Regions from separate parts of the Homo sapiens genome. Here regions 1 and 3 are each linked to region 2. Evidence: chromatin contacts called from ENCODE Hi-C or POLR2A ChIA-PET data. All regions are on one chromosome and are shown on one strand. The core of a region is the stretch at or near the end of the contact, and the rest is flanking DNA. Distances in the headings are between cores, read along the strand shown.

Region 1 (4,125 bases), core at 512-3,011, 130 kb before region 2:
GGTATAACAGATACTGATTTTACTTTCCTATCATTTTCTCTGAATAATTTTTCATGAGACACTTACGTTTTAAATGAAGATTTCTGAAGTACATCTTTAAAAGATGAAAGTAAACATAAATTGTAATGTTCTGTGTTATGTGAATGTTAATAGGCGACATTTTTTATTTAAACATTTTATGCTGTGTAATTAGTGCATAAAAATGAAATAAGAATTAAATGATCTCAAGTCTCCTGTTAAAGGAAGTTTATTACTGTTCTGTAGCTAAGATTTCTAATACACTTGACCTTTTTATTATTTCAGTTTCAGTAACATAATATCAGATATGAAAGTTGCCAGATCTGCTACAGCTAGAGTTCGTTCAAGACCAGAGCTTCGGATTCAGTTTGATGAAGGCTATGACAATTATCCTGGCCAGGAGAAGACGGATGATCTTAAAAAAAGGTATCAGGCTTTGTAATCTGCTGGGTTTTGTTTGTGTAGTTTGTTTTTACCTTAACTGTAGATTTACCTTATTGTGTGTGTGTGTATTATTGCTGTTGGATATCTGAACATTATGAATACATTTACATCTGTGTTCTTACTCTCTGTATACCACTTCCTAGAGAGGGAACCATGTGCTGGATTTAGCCAGTCCTGTAGTTTTCCATACCTGAAATCAAAACGGGCCATGCTTCACATCTACCCACGATGAATAGGGGTCCTTTCATTTAGAGTAAGCGGAGCTGACTGAATTCTGAGCAAATAAGTATTTTGTGAGAAACATTATTTTTCATTTTAAAAATAAGTGTCTAATACTGTGTATTCATATAGCCTTTATATCTCAATACGTGCTTATCTGTTGGTATACCTTAGAGAAATAACCCACCATCAATGAGAAGAAGGAAAGGCAGGAGGAAAAAAGTTTATATAACACTTTAAAATGGTAGATTATTTGTGGCCATTTGAATTTACTGATTTGAAGTTCTTAAAGATGCTGAGCCATGCCTTACATAGTTATTTTAGAATCTAAAGTTGTTCTGTATTTGCATAACGTTTCTGTTCTTTTTCTTCTTTAAACCCTGAAAGTGATAGATGGGAAGGAGGAACCAGATATTTGGCATGGTCTGACAAAAATTAACTTGTCTTTGTAGCAGGATATGCTCACAACTGGAGTGTTTTCAATGCATTGTATATTCCATGGATTTGTTTTAAGTAAAATCAGAAACTTGAGTTAACTCTTTCTGGGTGTTAAATTAATGATTTATACAGGAAAGTTGGAAAAGGTGGTCAGCAGTTAACACCGGAAGTTCAAGAGGTTATGGTGACTTTGGAAGATTATTTGAATTACTAATTTAAAGTGATTTAGCATCTGTTACATATTATTGAATAAAGGAGAAGGTGTACTTGGAGTTTTACTTAAGAATATTTAACTGAATCAGTTAATCCTCGAGAATATTTAACTGAATCATTCATCTTGGACATGATTCTGTGCAACTACATTAGGATGGTATATTATAATTTGATTTTTAATATTAGATTTGATATTTAATATTTAAAAAATTAGAAGCAAGTAGGAAAGGGTTTTCTGTGCTTTCAATGTGTTAAAAAGCCAGCCAGAGGTGAGTAAGGGGAAGCAATGGTGAGACGCCAAGTTTTTCACCCTGCTATGACTGGGGCAGGATCTGGGATATCAACCCCAGACAACCCAGGCCTGGATTGATTTTTTCTGTTGGAGATTGACAGTTCACACTGGCCTGCCTCAGAATGTTGGCACTGCCACTGACTAATTCTGTGACTGGGGCACCTTTTATAGCCTCCATCAGGCTGTTTCCCCAGCTATAAAATGCTGAAAGTGAAACCTAGCTTAAATGGCTTTCTTAAGGAATAGAAAAGAAACACGTGTAAACTATCTGGTACATAGTAGGTGCTCAGCAAATGTCCATTCCCTCTCTTTGTAGTACGTTCCTCTTTTGAAATTCAATACTTTATCAAGGCATTTGCCCTCTGCTGTGACTTGCTTTAATCCACCATCCTGTTTATCAGACGTGCGGTTGAGGGAGAAGAATGCAAGGCACTGAAGAGAGTTATGGAGCGTAAAAGCCTTTGTTTACAAATAACTTGGAACCTGTTAGAGGGAAGATTATATGATTTGAGATCACATTATTTAACGTTCATATGGTATTTGCATTTTTCCAGTTATTTCTATTTAGTAGAGAGAAGTAATTTAGTTTATAAAAAAACAAGAATTCAAAATTATTTTTAAAACTAACCCTCCAGTTTATTATTTTTTATTTTTCTTCGAGACGGAGTCTCGCTCTTATCGCCCAGCCTGGAGTGTAGTGGCACAATGTCGGCTCACTGCAACTTCTGCTTCCTGGGTTCAAGGGATTCTCCTGCCTTAGCCTCTCAAGTAGCAGAGATTACAGGCACCTGCCATCACACCTGGCTAATTTTTTTTGTGTGTTTTTAGTAGAGACGGGGTTTCACCATGTTGGCCAGGCTGGTCTCAAACTCCTGACCTCAGGTAATCTACCTGCCTTGGCCTCCCAAAGTGCTGGGATTACAGGCGTGAGCCACCTCGCCTGGCCAGCCATCCAGTTTATAAACTGGATTTTAATCTGCCAGTAAATGTATTCAAGTAAATATGTGAATTGATGCATAAAGCAGTTGATTATCAAGTGTGTAAGAAAATGTTACCTATTAACTCTCTGATATTAATTTCAATAGTTAATTAAAAATAGTCACGTAAAGAAAGTTAATAATTATTTTAAAATACAGAATGATTGCCTTATGAAAGGGAATGTTGTGATTTACCAATGCAATCTTTTATAATTATAATTTGTAATTAAACATTGCAGTGTTTTCTGCCCTTAAAGACAAATGTTGAGTTTAACAGCTTCTATTTTGGCATGGTTATAGTTTTTCACAACATGGAGTTTTTAAAACCTTAATATAAACGTGAAAAAATAAAAATTATGGCAAATTAAGCTAATCTTTTCAATTAGGTATTTTGGAAATTGCTGTAATTGATTTGTTGTATTATGAAGCAAAACTTCAAGTGCACATTTCTGTTTTTTGTTTATCAGTCCTAAAAATGTGGCAATTTAGCTAATATTTTTGATGTGGGTCAGTGGAATTTTTAATTTCTACATAGAATATTTCACTTAAGATATTTTCTCATAGTTTTTGTTGACAGTTTAAAATATATTCATTAAAATGTTATTTTCTTTTTTTGGACTTAGGAAAAATATATTCACAGGGAAAAGACTTAATATTTTTGACATGATGGCAGTTACTAAAGAAGCACCTGAAACAGGTTTGTTAAGAATAACACTCTTTCTCAGGTGGAGAAACATTCCATCGTTCCAGGATGTCCTTAGTGTTCTAATAGTTTGGATATTTTAATATTCCATTCTGTCATTGGCCTGGATCCTGCTTATGAATGTGGCGGTTGTTACAAGGAAAACTTGGGACTGTAATGTCCGCCTAAACTGGGAAGGCGTCAAGAGACCAAAGAATAATTTGGGCAAGTCCAGCTTGATGAATAGATGAGTTTACTAGAACTTACATTACATACTGGACATTCCTGAGCAGCTCTAGAGTCACCCTGCCTCCCATCTCTAAGCAGCCTTTCAGCTAATGTTTTGTTTGCCTACTCTGTGTGCGCGATGACTGTTACCTGATATGTTCCCAGGTATGCCCTGGGATGTTTGGGTTCTCAGGGACACCTGCTCCTCAGCTAGGCACCATGGCCTTGGCTCCCTGCTCAGCCTTCAGGATCCAAGCAACACACATACACTCTTAAGTAACCTGGTGGGGGTTACTACAGTTGTCAACATTGCTAGTTTCGGTCAGGCTTCCCCCTTGAAATGTTGCATTCTGTGAGACAGCGGGAGGTAAGTACTACCGATTACCGAATCCAGAGGTCCAGATTAGCTACTAATTTGAGTTAGAACAATAATAATCAACTACCATTTACAGTGTATCTCTATGCTATTACATAAAGATATACTGGTTCCTGCCCTTAGGCAGCTTAGAAGAGGAGACAGCATTTACAAAATAACTTACTGAAGTGACTTAGTGATTGTTTAGGAGATGGGAAGAACATTCAAGGAATATATTTAACAGACTTGTAGTGTTTTC
Region 2 (3,935 bases), core at 505-3,004:
ACATAAAATACACTATCTTAACCGTTTTAAAACGTACTGTTCCGTGACATTAAGTACTTTCATTTTGTTATGCCAACCCATTGTAATCACCATCCATCTTCAGAACTCTTTTCATCTTGCAAAACTGTAACTTTGTGTCTGTTAAACAATAACTTCGCATTTCCTCCTTCTTCAGGCTTTTGACAGCCACCATTCTACTTTCTGTCTCTATGAATTTGACTACTTTAGGTCCTTTATAGGAGTGGAATCCTATTTTGTGACTGGTTTATTTCACTTAGCACAATGTCTTCAAGGTCCATCCATGTTGTAACTTGTGTCCTACTCTATTCTATGTATATATCACATTTTGTTTATCCATTCATCCCTCAATGGACACCTTTTGGGTGTTGTGAATAGTACTGCTGTGAATATGGATGTACAAACGGTGGTGTCCTTTGAAGCAAAAATGTTCTTAATTTTGATGAAGTCCAAAGTATCTATTTTTTTTTCTTTTGTAGCTTGTGCTTTTGGTGTCATGTCTAAGAAACCATTGCCTAATCCAAGATCGGAAAGATTTATCCCTATGTTTTCTTCTAAGAGTTTAATGTATTAGTTCTTACATTTAGGTCTTTGATTCTTTTGAGTTGATTTTGGTATATGCCATGAGGTCACAGTCATAGTTTATGGAATGCGGCCCTAAACTTAAGCTCTAGTTGTTGGTCTGCTTTGGTTATGCTGAAAAGTTGCAGCATAAATACTTTTCGCAGGGATCCCTCCTCCACAATGCTGCCACTCCACCCTGCAGGACTCTAAGTCCAGCCTCTCTTGGCCCTGAATGATTGAGAACTCTGGAACAAAGACCTTGGCAATAATGTTTTTATATCCATTTCATTTTTCCTCATTGGTCATAACGGCTTTATTCTTTCTCACTTATCCACCCCACAACATAATTTATGTTAGGTGGAAAATTGCCCCTAACTTTAGTAAGCCTCTTTGGGGTGGGAAAATCCTCACCTGTATGGAGGCATTGCCCCTTGATTCTTGGTTTCTGAACCACATTCCTGCAGAGTGGTGCCCTGCGGGAATCTTGGTATTATACTTTAAGGCAACTTCCTTCCCATTTAAGAAATTAAAAAGATTTAGACAAAGAAAAATGACAGAGTGGTGTTGAGGAGTGGTGTTGGCAAAGCTTGTAGTCTTCACAGTATGGGAAGGGAAAAATAGTTTTAGGCTCTTTCCCTATTTGCCAGGCCAGTCATTAAGTGACAAGCTTTTCCTGGTTTTTCCTTTTTTTTTTTTGAGAAGTTTTGCTCCCACGCCCAGTCTGGAGTGCAGTGGCGCGATCTCGGCCCACCCCAACCTCCACCTCTTGGGTTCAAGCAATTATCCTGCCTCAGCCTTCCGAGTAGCTGGGATTACAGGCGCGCGCCACTGCACCTGGCTACATTTTTGTATTTTTAGTGGACACGGGGTTTCACCATGTTGGCCAGGCTGGTCTTCAACTCCTGACCTCAGGTAATCTGCCACCTTGGCCTCCCAGCATGCTAGGATTACAGGCGTGAGCTACTGCACCAGGCTGGTTTTTCCATGTTGACAAATGATTTTTGCTTTTCAGTGGGAACAAAAAGAAGAACAAAAGCAAACAGCCCCAGACTGTTTAGAAGGATCCCCTTGGCTTGCCCTGTGTGTAAACGACACCGAGATTTTCTGTATAATCAGAGATTCTCAAGAGTTTCAGTTCCCCTTGCTGTTTAAATTAGCAGGACTTGAATTCCTAGAACAAATATGCCTAGCATTGTGGCAGGACTGGAGTTCCTGGTTTAGCTACTTATATTTTAAACCTCCTTCCCTTATTTTTTGGACATAGAAAGGTAGAAGATATAATACTATCAATTTTTTTGAAGTGGTGGGCATTATTTTGTAAATTAAAAATGTTAGATGTAATGTAGTTAAAGGTTCTTATCACTTGACTGCTGAGCACAAGAAAAGCCCAAACCAGGCTACTTGTTGTAGGTCCTCTGGTTTCAGAATGATTTATGCTCACTTTACTAGCACATATTTAGTTGCCTTGAACCTTCTCAACTGTAGCTTCCTCTTACAGAACACAGTGCCCCACAAGGAGACTTTGAATCTGTGATCTCCTCCCAGGTTTTAGCCGAAGCCCACAACCCACTGAGCATGTGAAGCAAGGGCCATTGGTGGATGGGTCTTATGTCCATATGCAGGTTGAATATTCCTAATCTGAAAATCTAAAATCCTAAATGCTCCAAAATCTGAAACTTCTTGAGTGGCAACATGATGCTCAAAGGAAATGCTCAGTGGAGGGTTTTGGATTTTTGGATTAGGGATGCTTAACTGGTAAGTTTAATGCAAATGTTCCAAAATCTGAAAAAATCCAAAGTCCAAAATGCTTCTGGTTCCAATCATTTTGGATAAGGGATAGTCAGTCTGCACTTGATATACCTCTAGAGGCTGTGAAATCTTAGGCAGTTCAAAAGTCATGTTGTTTGGCTGGGTGCAGTGGCTCACGCCTGTAATCCCAGCACCTTGGGAGGCCGAGGCGGGCAGATCACCTGAGGTTGGGAGTTCGAGACCAGCCTGACCAACATGGAGAAACCCCATCTCTACTAAAAATACAAAATTAGCTGGGCGTGGTGGCGCATGCCTGTAATCCCAGCTACTCGGGAGGCTGAGGCAGGAGAATAGCTTGAACCCGGGAGGCGGAGGTTGCAGTGGGCCGAGATTGCACCACTGCACTCCAGCCTGGGCAACAAGAGTGAAACTCTGTCTGAAAAAAAAAAAAAAAGTCATGTTGTTTTAACTATTCATTGCCATTTGTTGGTTGGGCCTCTTCAACCATTGTGATCCAATCCTAGTTCAATCCCTTGTTGAATTCAAGTATTGAGGTCTTAGGATGAATGAACAAGGCTTTGGGCTGGCACATAAAGGTGGGACACCCACAGGTCCTGCTCTTTGGGAGTTTGGGTAAGTGTATTTTATTCCCGAGATGCACTTGTAAAAATATACATGGTAGGCCATAGGTGGTCTCACAGTTTGTCTGTAGTAGTACAGTTACTGTTTGATTCAGGGGAGTGAGAGGTGAGTCTGTTTCAGAGCAGGTGCCTGGGGGACAACCTGGAGAGGAAGGTTGAGCCTGCAGGGCTTTGGATGTGTGAAGGTAATGATTCCCAGTAGTGTTTTGTATTATTTCAAAGTACTTCTATACCATTGTTACCTCCCACCAGGTCTCATCTGCTTCTGTCAGTAGGTTGGCCATGTCCCCATTTCACAGATGAGGAAACTTGGCTTTGAGAGTGTGGCTTGGTGCAACTGAGATTTGGGTCTAGATCGTATGAGTCGATTCCACTATACATTTTCTAGGAAGTGGTAGTAGCGTGAACAAAAAAGCTGAAGAGGACGGACTCAGGTAGCATGGTGAGTTCTTTGGGACTGGGGAGGGGAAGGGTGAAAAGTGCAGAAAGGGATGAGGGGGTTGTACAGTGACAAGGTTTGTCCAGACAAGTTGCGAGAGTGCCCGGGAAGACTGAAACCCTCACGGGGTGTGTGTGTGTGTGTGTGTGTGTGTGTGTGTGTAAACAGCTCTTTTGAGGAATAGCTGATGTATAATCTGCACATATTTAGAATGTACAGTTTGGTAAGTTTTGACATGGGTATGCTTGTGAAACATCACCACGCTCGAGAACGAACATTATTCATCACCCTGAAAAGTTTACTCCTGCCCCCAAGAAGGGCTTTTTAAAAAAAATTTTTTATTTTGAAATTTTTTCAAGTGGTAAGTTTGAAGAATAAAAAAAAACTTTTATGTACCCGTTACCCAGATTCACCAGTTTTTGACATTTTGATAATTTGCTTGCATCCTTTATGTATGTATATATGTATACATGTGTATATGTCTGTATTTGTAGGTACATAGATTTGTGCACACACACACGGTT
Region 3 (4,499 bases), core at 992-3,491, 67 kb after region 2:
GACAGTCTATGGGTTGTGTCATCCTATTAAGTGGCTCTTTACGTGTACTTATTTTCTCCCCAGGTAGATCAAAAGCTTCTGGAGGGCATGTTCTGTGTCTCATTCCTTCATGTCTTTCGCTACTCCTTCCACAAAATAGTTTCCAGTAAATGTTAGTTGACATGAATTGGTACTCAAATGGATGGTTAAAAGATGTGTATTGTGTAAGACACCATATCTTCCTTGTAATTTTTTTGGGGGTCAAGCAACAAACAGTTATTGAGGCTATGATATTAGAAATTAAAGACAAGCTTTAGCCCATTTGCTCTTTAAGGAACTCAGAATCTGAACATAGAACAGCCAGCAGAGCAGGTTGAACAAGCAAGTACACCATGTCGGGGTTCCCCGACTACACCATGTCGGGGTTCCCCGACTCCCCCATCTGTGGAGCTCATTGGGTCAGGCTTCCCAGGAAGCACATGCTGCACTGCTTGGGGTGGCCAGGCATGCAGATGGCAGATGGGGTGTGTGCAGAGGCTTGTGAGTGGGGCTGCAGAGAAACAAGCTAGTGGAGAGGAGATTGGCTGGCTTGTGTTTCTCTAGTGCCGTCATGTAGAAACGCTGGATTTGGGCAAGTGATTGACAGGGCATGAACCTCTGTCCTGACATCCTGCCTCTGTCCTCAGGTAATATTTGTTGAGAGTTCAAGGGCATAATATTTCAGAGCCCAGCAGTCTCACGCGGCTCTGCTGCGAAGTCCTTCTGGTGAACTGCTCTTCCATCCAGCCTCTCCTGTGGCCAGTAGGGGAGTGCAGACACAACGTCGTTAATAGCAACACATTTTTACAAAATTTACCTTTTCAAACCCCACCCCCTAGAAACCGTAGCTTCTTTAATGTCCCGCTGGCTGTGTGAAAAACAGGAATTTATGTAACAAGTCCTGCACAGCAAACCTTTTCCTGTTCGGAAAAAATTTTAATTGTTGGCAAAGTTAGGAAACAGCTCTGTTACTCAAAGAGCGACCTGAAATGTCCTCTTAGAAAAATATGTAATATGATGTTTTGATAAGTAGGAGACTGCTGTGGCTTTTTTTTTTTTAAAGTCTAAATTAGTATATGTCCCACCTGAGTTAGTGAACGCTTCTTGAATGTTTTAAAGATTTCCTTATTATGTCTCCTGCAGTCTTTTTAAAAATGACCCCCAGCTGGGCTTGCCAGTGATCTGACAGGCTTATCATGAATGTTAGAGAGCTTCACCCCCTCTCCCCAAGTCAATGCAACAACCAGGAAGCTTCTATCTGGGAAGATCTTTCTTCCCCCTTTATCATTAACTAAATGTGACAGGGACAGGAGTCAAGCTTCCTCTCCTCCAGAGATTTCATCGGAGCTTATCTGTGTGTCTATTGTGTTCAAAGAACAAAACTGTCATGATGGAATATTGTGCAAATGCCTGGACTTCCAGTGTATAGAAAATGTCAGGGTCAGACTGCAGGGCTGCATTCCAGTGCTACCCCAAGTGCGGGCCTGCTGATCTTAAGGAGGAATTAAGAACTCGGTTCGGCTGGGGTTGGTGGGTACAGCAGACAAGGCTGTGGCTCTGTGAGCATACATGTGTGTGTGTGGCGCCTTCCCATAGGAATTTGGGGATCTTAGGGGAATGCAATAGGATGGGAGGGAAATGTACTCCCTGGCCTCTTTTAGGGATTCTTGTACCTACTCTAAGCCCCTGGCCCTCCTCACAGCGTGTCTCGAGGTGAGGGTAGATCTTGGGTGTGGAGGAAGGTGGGGATTCTTGGGAACAGGAGACAGTCACTGCCATCACCACACACCTGCTCCGTTCCAGCCGGGAATCTGGGGCTCCGGTGGTGTCTTCCCCGCTCTCACACTTCACTGTATGCTCTGGCAGGAGGGCTTGTCACGTAGCTGCTGTGTTGAAATCTTTAGGCGGAATGCAGTACAGAGAGTCAGAGGGCGTTTTGAAATGTGGATTTCTCAGCCCTGACTGCTGGGCCTTACCCTGACTTTTGCATCTCCCTTTAGAAAGTGAGACCCCTCCATTTTCTCTCTTCTACCACCTTTTAATGAGAGAAGACTTCTCTCCCAGTTTGTGTTGGAGCCAGGCCTCATCCTGCTGTGCAGAGGCTCTGCTCAGGCGCAGTGGTTGGCACTCGGGCCCGGGCGTCCCATGTCAATGGCATGAGGATGTGGGCGCTGTGGCTGCACCCCTGGGTGACCACAAATCCAGCCAGAGCCTTTTTGTGGTTGAGAAGAGGGGCCGCAGAGATGCAGGGGGCATGGTCAGCTGAGCCTTGCATCCAGTTGGCAGAGGAGGCCAAGAAAGCTGGGAGACTGTGCACATTCCAGGGTCTTAGGGCACCCAGAATCCCACTCCTTGGGAGCAGACCTCTGAGGAAAGAGGCTGCTGAATGAACAAGGTGTAGTGGCTGTGTGCCCTGTACTGTGCTGGGGGCCAGAAGCTATAAGACAAGGCCCTTCCTTCTGGGGAGCTCACAGCGTTTCCCTCGTCTCCTTTTCCACGTGTCCCACGGACTCCCCTGAACACCATCTTACTCTGTGTTGTAGAGGAGGTGAATCAAACCATGGCTTTCTCATCTGCAGCCTGGCTCTGGTGTTTCTGCTGAAACTTGGAGAGACCACCTCTGGCCCCTTTCACCATATATTTGCAGTTGTGGGTTTGTATCTGTACTACTTCTAAGCTCCTATACATACCACACTGAATAGGAATAGAGAAGCAGGACTTTGGGGCGCAGGATACCACTATTCTAAGTTGGGGTCTAATATTCCCTTCATGGTGACTGCTTACATGCCAGGCACCGCTGAGCATTTTTATGTATCTCATTTAGTACATGTAACAACCCTGATAAGGCTCTGTAATTTAGCCCTGCTTTACAGGTGAGGAAACTTAAGACACATTAGGGGCTAGGCAGCTTCCCAAGGTCACCTAGGTAAGTAAGTAGCAGAGCCACCCAGGAAGTACTCAAAAGAAAGATTGTTGGTTTTTCTTCCCTAGTTGGCCTAGGGATGATAAACATGGCATGATTAGTTATGAAGCTGCGGTAGCTTGAGAGTTAGAGCTCTTTGCGTTCTCTGTCATTTCTTCCCATCCCAGGTTGTCTGTTTGGACAGTGTAGCCCCTGGCTACGTGGAGGTGTGTCATGGAGTTAGTTGGTGCATCCTGCTCATACTACTGGTCATTGGTAGAACTGGAGGGTAGGGGCACTACTTGAATTAAAAAAAAATTTCTTTTGGCAGGTCAGCTTTCTCAAATACAAAAGCAATGACTCTGTTTTCCTTACATTCACTTGTATTTGCTTAATGGGCTTTAAAGGTGTGAATGAATCCAAGTCTTATTAATTTGGGGGCCTTTAATTCTTGATCAGCTCTATATTTCTATATTCTTTTTTTTTTTTTTTTTTTGGCGACAGAGTGTTTAACTCTTGTTGCCCAGGCTGGAGTGATCTCAGCTCACCGCAGTCTCCTTCTCCTGCCTCAGCCTGCCAAGTAGCTGGGATTACTGGCGCCTGCCACCACACCCGACTAATTTTTGTATTTTTAGTAGAGATGGGGTTTCACCATGTTGGCTAGGCTGGTCTTGAACTCCTGACCTCAGGTGATCTGCCTGCCTTGGCCTCCTACAGTGCTGGGATTATAGGTGTGAACCACCATGCCTGGCCTATATTCTATATTCTATATATTCTATATTCTTTTGTCTTTTTTGTTTCTGTAAGTATGTGGGCCCAGTAATATAAAACTTCTTTATGTAAATGGCACAGGTTCAAACTGAAGAGAATTGGCAGTAGTTTTAAGGATAGTAGAATGGAAGGGGTTTTTGATAGCACTTTGATACAGAGTACTATTGTAGCTAAGCAAAATTTAAGCGGTTATTAAAACCAATTCCTTTGATTTTTCCATAAAATGTAGCTGTATAAAAGAAGGTATTTACAATACTCTTTATTAAATTTTGTCCCTTCATTAAATTAAGATATAGAATTTTTTTTTTTTTTTTTTTGAGATCGAGTCTCACTCTGTCTCCCAGGCTGGAGTGCAGTGGCACGATCTCGCCTCACTGCAAGCTCCGCCTCCCAGGTTCACGCCATTCTCCTGCCCCAGCCTCCCGAGTAGCTGGGACTACAGGTTTGCACCACCATGCCTGGCTAATTTTTTGTATTTTTAGTAGAGATGGGGTTTCACTGTGTTAGCCAGGATGCTCTTGATCTCCTGATCTCATGATCCGCTTGCCTGGGCCTCGCAAAGTGCTAGGATTACAGGCGTGAGCCACCGCACCCAGCCACAGATATTGTTTTTAAGATAAGATACTATTTATTCCTGTGCTATTTGAGATCTTTTGTAGTGGCTTCAGAGCCATTAGGACTGTTCAGATGGAAATCTGTAGCACACACTCTTAAGATTTTTTACTTGTTTTCCATGTAATACATGTAGAATAGGAAGTTTTGCAAGCAGAGAAGTATTGTACTTCTAATAAGATGTTTTGCCTTACAG

What was found. Hi-C counts contacts between places; a loop is a spot of excess contacts on that map. ChIA-PET counts read pairs that join two places held with the same protein, here RNA polymerase II (POLR2A). Pooled maps may share reads with other maps.
Region 1: a pooled map shows a loop between it and region 2 (2.0-fold over the local background). The contact joins two enhancer-like sites. A Hi-C loop is called at or near these places in 1 of 50 pooled maps. POLR2A ChIA-PET finds 5 or more read pairs at or near these places in 2 of 52 experiments (PC-9 and T-cell).
Region 3: a pooled map shows a loop between it and region 2 (2.8-fold over the local background). The contact joins two enhancer-like sites. A Hi-C loop is called at or near these places in 2 of 168 maps with a recorded cell type or tissue (CD4-positive, alpha-beta T cell and esophagus muscularis mucosa), 1 of 37 single-sample maps with no recorded cell type and 1 of 50 pooled maps. POLR2A ChIA-PET finds 5 or more read pairs at or near these places in 5 of 52 experiments (Caco-2, T-cell, activated T-cell and 1 more).

Annotation. Positions count from the first base shown.
Region 1 is chr13:40,753,192-40,757,316 of GRCh38, reverse strand. It overlaps MRPS31 (mitochondrial ribosomal protein S31), which reads left to right. Exons shown (of 7, transcript NM_005830.4): 4 at 304-444; 5 at 3,225-3,298. Among named protein-coding and RNA genes, the nearest start is that of MRPS31, 16 kb to the left of the region's middle. Within about 2 kb of position 1,761, at least 2 of the 41 ENCODE cell types and tissues checked have a DNase peak (open chromatin) inside an H3K27ac peak, as active enhancers do.
Region 2 is chr13:40,627,995-40,631,929 of GRCh38, reverse strand. The region is part of intron 1 of FOXO1 (forkhead box O1); the gene reads left to right. Among named protein-coding and RNA genes, the nearest start is that of FOXO1, 37 kb to the left of the region's middle. RefSeq lists an enhancer at 1,747-1,846. Within about 2 kb of position 1,754, at least 3 of the 41 ENCODE cell types and tissues checked have a DNase peak (open chromatin) inside an H3K27ac peak, as active enhancers do.
Region 3 is chr13:40,560,861-40,565,359 of GRCh38, reverse strand. The region is part of intron 1 of FOXO1 (forkhead box O1); the gene reads left to right. Among named protein-coding and RNA genes, the nearest start is that of LINC00598, 82 kb to the right of the region's middle. RefSeq lists enhancers at 307-396, 1,279-2,032. Within about 2 kb of position 2,241, at least 12 of the 41 ENCODE cell types and tissues checked have a DNase peak (open chromatin) inside an H3K27ac peak, as active enhancers do.